2 separate regions of the Homo sapiens genome follow, and region 1 is linked to region 2. A link is a contact called in ENCODE Hi-C or POLR2A ChIA-PET data. All regions are on one chromosome and are shown on one strand. Each heading gives the region's core, a stretch centred on a gene start or an enhancer-like site at or near the end of the contact. The rest is flanking DNA. Distances are from core to core; before and after follow the strand shown.

What was found. Hi-C counts contacts between places; a loop is a spot of excess contacts on that map. ChIA-PET counts read pairs that join two places held with the same protein, here RNA polymerase II (POLR2A). Pooled maps may share reads with other maps.
Region 1: a map of aorta shows a loop between it and region 2 (2.8-fold over the local background). The contact joins two enhancer-like sites. A Hi-C loop is called at or near these places in 3 of 168 maps with a recorded cell type or tissue (Right ventricle myocardium inferior and aorta) and 1 of 50 pooled maps. POLR2A ChIA-PET finds 5 or more read pairs at or near these places in 1 of 52 experiments (H1).

Annotation. Positions count from the first base shown.
Region 1 is chr22:27,782,068-27,787,021 of GRCh38, reverse strand. The region is part of intron 1 of MN1 (MN1 proto-oncogene, transcriptional regulator); the gene reads left to right. Among named protein-coding and RNA genes, the nearest start is that of MN1, 17 kb to the left of the region's middle. RefSeq lists an enhancer at 1,098-1,625. Within about 2 kb of position 1,657, at least 4 of the 41 ENCODE cell types and tissues checked have a DNase peak (open chromatin) inside an H3K27ac peak, as active enhancers do.
Region 2 is chr22:27,510,536-27,516,013 of GRCh38, reverse strand. All of the region lies in intron 1 of LOC105372981 (a long non-coding RNA gene), which reads left to right. Among named protein-coding and RNA genes, the nearest start is that of CPMER, 200 kb to the left of the region's middle. Within about 2 kb of position 3,658, at least 13 of the 41 ENCODE cell types and tissues checked have a DNase peak (open chromatin) inside an H3K27ac peak, as active enhancers do.

The DNA of each region.
Region 1 (4,954 bases), core at 408-2,907, 270 kb before region 2:
CTCCATGCGGTCAATTTTTGCCGAATTTGTAATCCTGTTAGGCCTCCGGGAAAGGCATGATTAATTTACTTGTACATTTCACTATTTTGGGTCAGTTTAGTTAATAAGCATTTATTTTGTGCTCAGCGCCTGTGAAGCATTTTGCTGGGATTAGAAGTGTGTGTGTGTGTGTGTGTGTGCGCACGGGCATTAATGGGCCCGGATTGCCTGGCATAGAATAATGGCCACCAGTAGTCTAGGTTCCCACCACCTCCTCAGGACAGGAAGAGGAGGCGAGTGGCGCCTTTCACCATCACTCGTCCAGGAGGAGGGAGAAAAAGCCCAGTCGTTGAGCAAACCCAGCCTCCCAGAACCTTGGAGACGGCCAAAGAACACGGGCTTCCTTCTGGTGCCTTGGTTCTCCGACCCTGAGAGTTTCCCAGCATTAATTCTTAATTGACTGGGAGTTGAGCACTCGTGTGGGCCAGAGGTCTCTGCACATGGGTGGACAGTTGGGAATCTTCAACCTCTTTGCAGTACCTTTTATGCTGCTTCCTTGACACATGGTGGTGGTGGTGGTAGGAGGATGTGTGTGTGTGTGTGTGTGTGTGTTTAACTTTTAAGAAATGCATCGTTTGACTTCCAAAGAAGGAAGAAAAAGTATGCATAAGTCTCGGAAGCTGAGAAAAGGAATAACAAAGCAAAACAGCCCTCAGCTTTGGCCTTTCCTAACACTGAGTCTGTAAAGGGGAGCATGTGTCATTTTGATGGTGCGAGCACTTCAGCCTGGCTTCTTTGGGGGGCCCCCCTCTTCCTCTCTGGGCTCCCCACAGCCTTCCTGTCTCTCTGCCTTCAGAAGATGGGCTAAAATTCCACTCAAAAAACAACCATCAAAATGCCAGGGTTCGGCCATAACAGTTTTTGAGAAATGGTGTTTTCGGCACCCCCCACCATTTGCTTAATTCCTCGCTCATCTCGTCGGTTCCCACCAAGGCCTTGCCTTTGCAGAGTGAGGGCCAGACGGAGTCTTTGCGGCGCTGAGCCAGCCTGAAATGAACTGAAGGCGCTGAGGAAACAGGCATTTGGAGAGATGAGGATACAATTTCTTTTTTTATGTGGGCCCGTTAAAGTCTAATGGACATTGGTGTCTGGCCTTAAATTTGGAGAGGGTCTTTATCTAACCCTTAAAACTGGAGTCGTTTCCGGTAATTACGACACCCCAGGCAAGACCACTAAATCTTCCAGAGGCTTGTCTGGATGGCCGTGGTGGGGCTGGGAGGGGCCATGGGGGGGGGGCACACCTGTTACCTGTATCAGCTATAATTATGACATTTCTAGACTCCTGGTTTTAAAGGAAGAATTTATGGGCTAGGTAAAGCCGGAAGAGAGCAGCCAGAGGCGTTCTGGCTTATGGCAGCGAAGTTGCAAGAGCCCCCACGCTCGGTGCCCATCACGGCCCCTGCATTTCCTTAATGAACTAATTTAGTTCCCCAACATTTGGTATTAAGTAAGTAGTTATTTTGGGAATCGAAGAGAGAAAGAGCTGGAAGACTTTAAAAAAACTTTTTGGAAAAAAGAAAAAGTATTGCATTTTTAAGTTTGAGACGTCTTGGCGTCCAGGCGTAAGATGTGGGGGAGGACTCCTTTGGTGCGACGTGGCCGGACGTGGAGAAGCGGCCGGCCCCATCCCTGCCTGTGTTTTTGCTTCTCGACAGAGGGGGTTTTTCCGTTGTTAGGAACGGCGGAGGCCACAACACCCAGACTCCGAGCAGTTTGTTTGGAAGTATTGTTTAGATTATTCTCGCTTTTCAAATTGAGACAAACTTGGTTTAATGGGAAAATAGCAGTATTACTATCTTGGTGTGTTTGCTTTAGCGTTTAAAAATAGTTTGTTTTCATATCCCAAATTTCATCCTTTCCTTGTTTGCTTGTTTGATGGAAACCCGTGTGTGTGTGTGTGTGTGTGTGTGTGTGTGTGTGTGTGTGGCGGATGCCAGCACGCACATCTATATAGATGCCGGCGATCAAATAGTTGCAATCGTCCAACCAAAAAACGATTGCAATTTTACATCTGGCTAAAGGGACTCATACCATTTGTTTTTAACTTAAACCATCTTGTCCCTTCCTTCGGCATCAGCACACCACTCCCCAACTCCCCCCGACCCACAACCCAGCAGTATTTATTTCTTCCTTAAAAAAAGGAATGCCGGCCTGTTCGCTAAGGTCCCTGTTGGAATAGATTTTCAGAGGTTATGTATTAAATGTGTTTGAGGGCGATTTCAGCCCTCAGCCTGGTTGTCCCAGTACTAATGGTAGCAGGGCCTATTACAGACAGGCAAAGAATATTGTAAATGGCTTATGCAGAAAAACCATTTAGATAAAAATGCAATTTTCCCCTCTGCATAGAGTGCTAAGAATTAATAGCACATTCTTTCTAAATGGGTATTTTTATATTATATTTTCCCCCTAATGAAATTCTTTCCCCAAACAAGAGCATGTTTCATTTTAAACTTTAGAGTAAAATTGATCTGTTTTTAAGCCTGCAAAAACTGGTGTCCTAGTTCTCAGCAGGCCCCTACCTTCCCTCCTCTGCGTCTGAGATTTTTGACATTAGATTGTGTAGCGGATGGTAATGGCGGTTGTGTTTTTTGACAGTCCATCCACATTGAGGCTGAAATAGAGAGAAAGGCTGGGTTTGCCCACATTTTGGGTGGATATGGGGGTGTTTGGCGGTTTCAACAAACAGAGAAACTGGTCCTGAAATCTGAGCCGTGTGCACTCAGGCCTGGCCTGGCCTGGGAGGAGGCTCAGTTCCCTGCTCCCTGGGAGTGCCTGTGATCCCCTAGGTGCATCCCCTGCTCCTGGCTTCTGTATGACTGCAGGGGAGATCCAGGGTCCCCAGTCCTGCTCCCCTTTATACGACTTCTGGGAAAGGGGCTGCTTCCAGCTCCCGAGTACCCTCTGAGGGGCAGTTCTCAGGGGCCGGCTCTCTGCCAAGGCCTCTGTGGCCATTTTGGGAGGAATGGAAATTCAGAACTTCTTAGAAGGCTGACTTCAGGCAGACCAGCAGGAGCCTGCGGCGGCATCATCGTGGAAAGTCTTTGAGAGCTTGTTGCACTGGCCGCCATGGGCCAGTGTCTGCTGACCCAGTTTTCCCTGCCTGGGTGTGTGTACGTGGAGATATTCGGACTCGCCTTGGCAGCTTAGACGTCCAGACTTGACAGTGATAGACCCTGTGACATTGTAGTAGGTGAACATCTAAAACACAAGCTTGTGGTTTTTCACTATCAATATGGCACTGATGTGAAAGTTTAGGTAGAATTCTAGAATGGGAAAGACCTTCTCCTGTTTTTTGTGCCCCTCCCCTACAACATTTTCCAGTTGAGATAACGAAAGCCCAGAGAGGGCAGGCAACTTGGCCAAGGTCACACAGCACAGGCGCAGAGCCAGGACAGGACTATAGTTGACCTTTGGCCTTGGGCTTCCCTTCCTGCCCCTTAATGCCCTCACCTGAGAGCTAGGATTTGATTTTATCTGGCTAAGCCTCGTGCAGACCAGAACTGGGTCTTAAACTAGAGGTTTCCAAGCCTTTTTAAAAAGCACCATGACAGGGCCGGGCACGGTGTCTCAGGCCTGTAATCCCAGCACTTTGGGAAGCTGAGGCAAGTGGATCACCTGAGGTCAGGAGTTCGAGACCAGCATGGCCAACATGGTAAAATCCCATCTCTACTAAAAATACAAAAATGAGTGGGGTGTGGTGGGTGTCTGTAATCCCAGCTACTCAGGAGGCTGAGGCAGGAGAATTGCTTGAACTCTGGAGGTGGAGGTTGCAGTGAGCCAAGATCACACCACTGCACTCCAGCCTGGGCAACAGAGCAAGACTCTGTCTCAAGAAAAAAAAAAAAAAAAGCAGCACGACGTACATCCCCTGGTTGGTGGTTGGTGATGGCAACCCTTGTTCCCTTCCTCTTGTGGAGGTGGACATCGTGCAGGAGAGAATTCTTGACCTTGGGGAAGCCGCAGTAGCACCATAGCCTGTCAGATGGTTGCTGTGGGTTTCAGCCCTGGCGTTTTGATTCTTCCGAGCTGGGTGATCTCAGACAAGCCACTTCACTGCTCCCAGCTTTCTTTCCTCATAGATAAAATTGACAAGAGGAAAAAAAAAGTGTGTACCTCACAGAAATATTGTGAGGACCAAATAGTATGTTTTAGCTAGCATTATAATTATGTGACTAAGGGCACAGGCTTTGAAGCCAGACTACCTGGGTTCAAACCCCAGCAATTCCAGTTCCTGGCTGTGTGTCCTTGGGCAGGTTACTTAATCTTTCTGTTCCTTCATTTCCTCATCGGTGAAAGAGAATAATAATAGTTCCCGCCTCATGGGGCTAGAAGGATTCAGCAAGTTAATATATATATGAGTTGATACTCAGAAGCCTGCTTAACACAGAGAAAGTACTATATGCCAGCACCAGATTTTACTGAGCACTGACTATATACCAGGTGGTTCGTATATAGGGCATCAGTGAACCTAGGAAGTGCATGGTGGCATTGTCGCTATTGTTTGTCCCATCTTAGGGATGAAGAAATGAAAGGCACAGATTGGCTTGCAAGTGGTGCCGGCTGGAGGGGAAACGATGCCAGGCTGTACTTCAGGCACTTAGCCCCGGGCCTGGCACTGGGGACTTGCTCAGTAAATGTCACAATGTCATAGGGCGGGGCCGGGCTGGGACCCACTGCCCCTGCGTCAGCAATTTCAGGCCTCACTATTGGGCCGGTGTGGGGCCGGGGAAGGGAGGGGAGGATTATATGTGCAGACCTTCTCCTTGTTCGGGGCATTCAGACCCTGTGGTCTGGTCACAGCCTGCCACCATCGGGCACGTGTTCCTAGCAGTGGGATGGTAGCGCCAAGGTATTTTTTACCACCCGACAGCTCTCCCTGTGCCCCCCAAGGAATAGTTCCCTGATATGTGTGAGT
Region 2 (5,478 bases), core at 2,409-4,908:
AACACATCAGAGATTTAATAATCCTTATCAGTTCGTGCAGATCAATTTTACTTTTTTCTAGCCATGTAGTAATGTCACAGCCAACTGTTATTATCTCCATAGTACACATGAAAAGACCGAGGTTCAGAGAGGTAAGGTATCTTGCCCAAGGCCACACAATTATAATTGAGAGGCAGACACTAGATCTATTCTTTTCCAAACCTTGGCCTCTTTGGGTCTATCACACCGACATTTCTTCCCCAGGAATCATCCTGGGGCCAGTTTGAGCGATTCCAAAAGTCAGTCACCAGTAGTAGTTACCTAAGTTTAAGAAACTATAAGAAGAGAGTTCAGACTCAAGTTCTTCTCACCTCCTGATCTCAAAATATGGAGCAAAGTTTTCCTTGCCTCTGAAAACAACTTGATGTCTTCTGTTTGGAAAGAGCAGAAAAGGCCTCAATCCAAAAGAATCATGTGGTCTGGTGGAAAGAATAATTTGTTGGGAATCACATGCCCTGGGCTCCAACTCTGCACCTCTTGCCTATGGCTGGGTGGCTTTGGTCAAATCCATCAAACACTCTGGACTTGGGTTTCCCCATCCGTCAGCTGTGGCCTCTCCTTCAAAGGAAACATAAAAAACATGCCGTAGAGCTTGTTGAAACTAGGAATAAAGTCTAACTTGCTTGCTTAGGAAAGTGTCCAGGAATGTTGGATCTGGACAGCCAGTGCAAGTCTCCCTGGGTCTCTTTGGCCTCAATTTCCTCCTCAGCAAATTGGGGGAAAAGTATCTACCCCCACAAGGGCTGGTGAGCTCATAGAGGGAGGGGCCCTGACACAGACCTGGCACCCTGCAGGTATCCAGGGAATTGTAGCAATCAGCTCAATGCTATTCTCCAGCTGGCTGTCCAGCTGTTAGGGCTGGAAGGTCCTTAGAGTGTCTCGGTCTCACTTTGCCCTTGGGGAAACTGAGGCTCAGAGTGGAGAGAACTTTGTTAGGGCCCAGAGAATTCATGACATTGCTGGGCCCCATCGGGGGATGTTGAAGAAGATGCTAACTGGAGTTTACACAATACTGTTTGCACTGCATTCTGTGCTTGGCTCTGCCATGTGAGATTTCATTTAATTCTGACAACATCCTGCGAGGTGTTTGCTATCATTTTCGCCATTTTATAGGGAAGGAAAATGAGACTTGGAGACCTCAAGTGGTTGGACATGCAATTCCTGCAGAAGGCCACCCGCAAATCTCTGGCTTTCTCTTCACTGGACAAAACCCATCAGAAGGTGACTGAGTGAGGATGATGTCATTAGAATCCACACTAAATGAAATGAAAAAGAAACTAAGTCATTCTAAAATGTCAGCACTTGAACTGTTATTGGCAACCGATAGCTTGGAACAGAGTTCACAGCCAGACGTATCAGGGTGGGCCTTGGTCATCATCTGTTTACATCAGAAATGATGCTGACATCCCCAGGGCCTCAGAGACACAAGGGGCTTAGGTCAGGTAAATTTGAGTGGAAGTTTTGTGGCAAGAGCAGGGGTCTGTGGATGGCAATGCAGGCTCTGAGATGGGCTTGCTGTGTGGCCTCAGGGGAGTCACTTGACTTCCCTGGGTCTCAATCTCATTTGTAAAATAAAAGGGTTTGGACCAGAAAATATGTAAGGTCCCTTCTGCTGCCTCATCTAAGACAGGGTATCGTATATGCTGGTTAAGAGTGGGCATTGGAATCTGGAAGACCTGGGATTAAGTCCTGATAAAAACTCTAGGCCCTAAGAGGCTTAGGAACAAACAAAGCAAACAAAAATCAACACAAAAAAAAATGGGGATGGGTGAGTAAGGGAGTAATAATATATTGGCCGAAGTGGTTGGTATTAGCTTCAGGAATGGATTGATCCAGATGCTTACACAGAACTCCCATGAGAGTATCCATTGGTTTCATTGGCTCTGACTGAACTATAGTACCTCCCAGAACCAGTCACTATGACTGAGAGAATTGTGGAAGCAACTAACCTAAGGCAATTATGACCCACATATTCTGTGTGGGTGAGATTAGAACAGGTCTTTCTGAAGGGATATAATGATACCCTCGGCTGAAGAAGAGGTGGATGGATGCTAGGGAGGTAAAAACATTCACTGCAGTGAGTGGTGGTCTGTCTGAGACTTCATTTTTCCATATGTAAAGTGGGGATAATTCTTACATTTGCCTTTTTATGGCTCACTTAAAATCAACTTACTCCTCCCAATTTTCCTGTCTCCTTGTAATTAGGCAGAGGGCATGTGACTTCCCAGCAAAGGGTGGTGCATGCATGATCAGGTGTGAGTTCTTTCTGCATTCTCTTCCCTCTATAGTGAACAGGATGCCGAGATAGTATTGAGATAGTAGAGCCATGAGATGGACTCAGATTGGATCACTGAGTCACAGCATGGAGCACAGCTACCCTGGAGAGTGACCAGGCTTCCATTAGACTTTGTTTGAGCAAGAAATGAACCTTTTTGTAGTAAGCCACTGAGGTGTTCAGACATACTTGTTATTAAGCATAGCCTAAGCTACCCCAGCTAAACCTTTATGTGACTTTCTTTGTTCATGGATGTCTTTCCATGCCTGACATGTAGACCTAGCTCATTCTTTTACATATCTGCATAATATTCCATAGTATGGTGACACCTTGACTTATTTAACCAGTCCCCTTTACATCATTCTTGCATTATTGGCAGATTTCATTATGACAAACAATGGTGTATAAACAATACCATTGTATTCTTATACTTCCTCATACATCTTTGTGCACGTTGAGTTTGTGCCAGTAGTATTGCTTGGTCAGGAGCGTGCACATTTAATACTGGTTTTTACTCCCACTAATAATTTTTGAGACAGCCTGTTTGCTCTACCTTTGTTAATGAAGAATATTATTGATGTTTCCATTTTTATCAGTGTGATAGACAGAACAGGGTGTCTTATGTTAATTTGGGTTTCATAGCAAGTTTTTGGTCAGGTTGGATTTTTCAGACATCCTGCCAGCTTCACCCTACTTGTTCCAGAGAAAAAGACTGGGCTGACACTGCAAAGAGAAAGAGAGAGATACATACAGGTGACAAGATGATGAGGCAGAGACTGGGAAGAGAGAGAGAGAGAGAGAGAGAGAGAGAGAGAGAGAGAGAGAGAGAGAAAGAAAGGAAGGCACCCAGTCCCCTGTTTCTCTCCAGATTCACACACCAGCCCCCTGTCAGTCTTACTCAAGCAGGGCTCAGATCCTGAAGTGGGACCCCCATCACCTCTGTGGCCAATAGCGGGGGGGCCAGCCAACATCTGGGTTTGCACTGGGACAGGGGAGGGTTGTTGGCTCAGTTCCTCTTGGCCTGAAGCCACGAGCCTAGCTTGTTTGTATAGTCCTTCAGGCTTCTTCTCCATATCTTGGTGTTTTTGGCTCTAAGCTAGCTCCCTCCCAGCCAGGGGAGGAGATAATTCCACTCGATCTGGGCCTCTGAGGCACTGGGAAGGACGTCAGGAAATAGCAGGAGCATTACGCACCTCTCTACCCTCCACCGTCCAATCTCATTTTCATAATGTGTGGAAAAGGAACGGGGTTGCAGAGGGAGGCTTGAACACTTGGAGTTGCTTCCTGTTTTCTCTCGAATCAGTCCTTTTCCCCAAGACGCCGCTGCTGGGCCTGTTGAACCCTGCCTTCTGGTAGGTGTGTGCGTCGCATGTCTATGCATGCCCATGCAGATGTGTGTGTGTACATGTGGGTTACGTACTCAACGAGCCAATCAACAAACAGACCTAGGAGAACCCTGGAGAGGGACTCCTTCTTTCCTTGAACATGCTCTTTACTCTTGCAACCTCCCAAGAAAGAAAAAAAGGAGTTAGCTTACGTGCCTCTTCTTCCAAAGGTCAGTCACCAATAGTAGTTTCCTAAGGTGTCTGGGTAAAGCCTTCCCAGATGCCACAGGGACCTTCTTTGTCATATTCACATCTACACCTACCATGTTGAGTCCAAGACTCAGTACATAGTAAGAATGAATCCATTAATCAGGGCTAACACTTTAATTATAGAACAGAGAACAATATGGTCCAGAGAGGACAAGGACTTGCCCCAAATCATGGAGTATGTCAACGGCAAGGCAAAAAAGTGGAACCCAATGTTCCTGACACTTAGTACAGTTTTATTTTATGTCATTATGCAAGATGCTCAAAGAAACTGACTATTACTGATCTCTGACTTTATAGTTTTAACTTCTTTGGAACAACCTATGAAGGAGGAATATTCGCCATGTTACTGATGGAGAAACAGGTTCAGGGAGGTTTGAGCTGGCTCCAGGTGGAGGACCCAGAATTTGTCTTGAAGTGGCTTCTTCCAAAGCTTGATGCCTGTGTTCGGTAGCACACAGAGGGCTGGTGGGGGCAGAGCCTTACCCAGCCTTGATCAGAACCTCTGAATAGGACTCTCTCACTGTTTAGGGTCTTTTAGAGAAAGAGATCAATGGCGTTCAACTGAAGCAGACTTAAAATCTACTCCTTTGGGAAGTTTTCTCTTAAGTGCAGTCTACTTTTTTCCAGAGCTCACAGAAAGTCCTCGTGCTGATCCTGGGAGAGCAACCAGCCCATGGGGGTCTGGACAGTGAAAAGCCCTTTCTGTCTAGGTATCAACAACAATTTCCAGTAGAGCCCTGGTGGGGCTGATGTGGCCCCATTGTTGGAAAACAGGGGAAATGTGAAGAGGATCACAGAGTTACTGGTGGCTTGAAGTGTGGGGCACCCATTGCAGCCACCTTGAGGACCAAACCTGCTCTGAATCTCCCATTCTCGCATCCTTCCTGTGTGACACCCACATCCATGCACACATACACAATGGGCACACACACAGCCACTCACACGCGCATGCCCTCTCCCATATCTGTGCACACACGTGAATATACACACACCCCTAAGTTCCTACAGTAGACTGGAAGACTTTGGAATCTGAAACCTTGTCTTCACCTCTCTGTGGGGTTGCTTGGTGACCTCACCAATACCCAGCTGCTTTCATCTATAAAAGGGGGTAAAATTCCCAGGGATGAGTTGAGGATACAGTGTAATATGCCCGTCTGCTCCTTAGTATTTGCTGAAGTCATTATGTGACCGTGTTGCTCTGGGCTGCTGCCCCACCTCTCGCTTTCCTCAGTAGAGCCTACTGCATCCCTTTCTCTTAGGACAGTTGCCTAGTGCACATTCCTCCAGGTGACATCTGATTGGTTCAGTTACTTCTTTCCACCTGTAAGTCCCTGGCTAATGAGTGGTTTGCACTAGGGCACACAACCATTGCTTTGTCCAATCAGTGTGTTCAGGGCCAGGACACATGATCCACCCAGACAAAGGCTACTTAGGGAAGTAGGGGTGGTGGGTAGTCTGGCACCCTGAAACAAGCCTGGGGCAGCCAGTGAGAGGTGGGATTTCAAACCCTGCTCTGTCTCCTGCTAGCTGGGTGCCTTTGGACAAGTCCCTGGCATGAAGCTGTTTTGT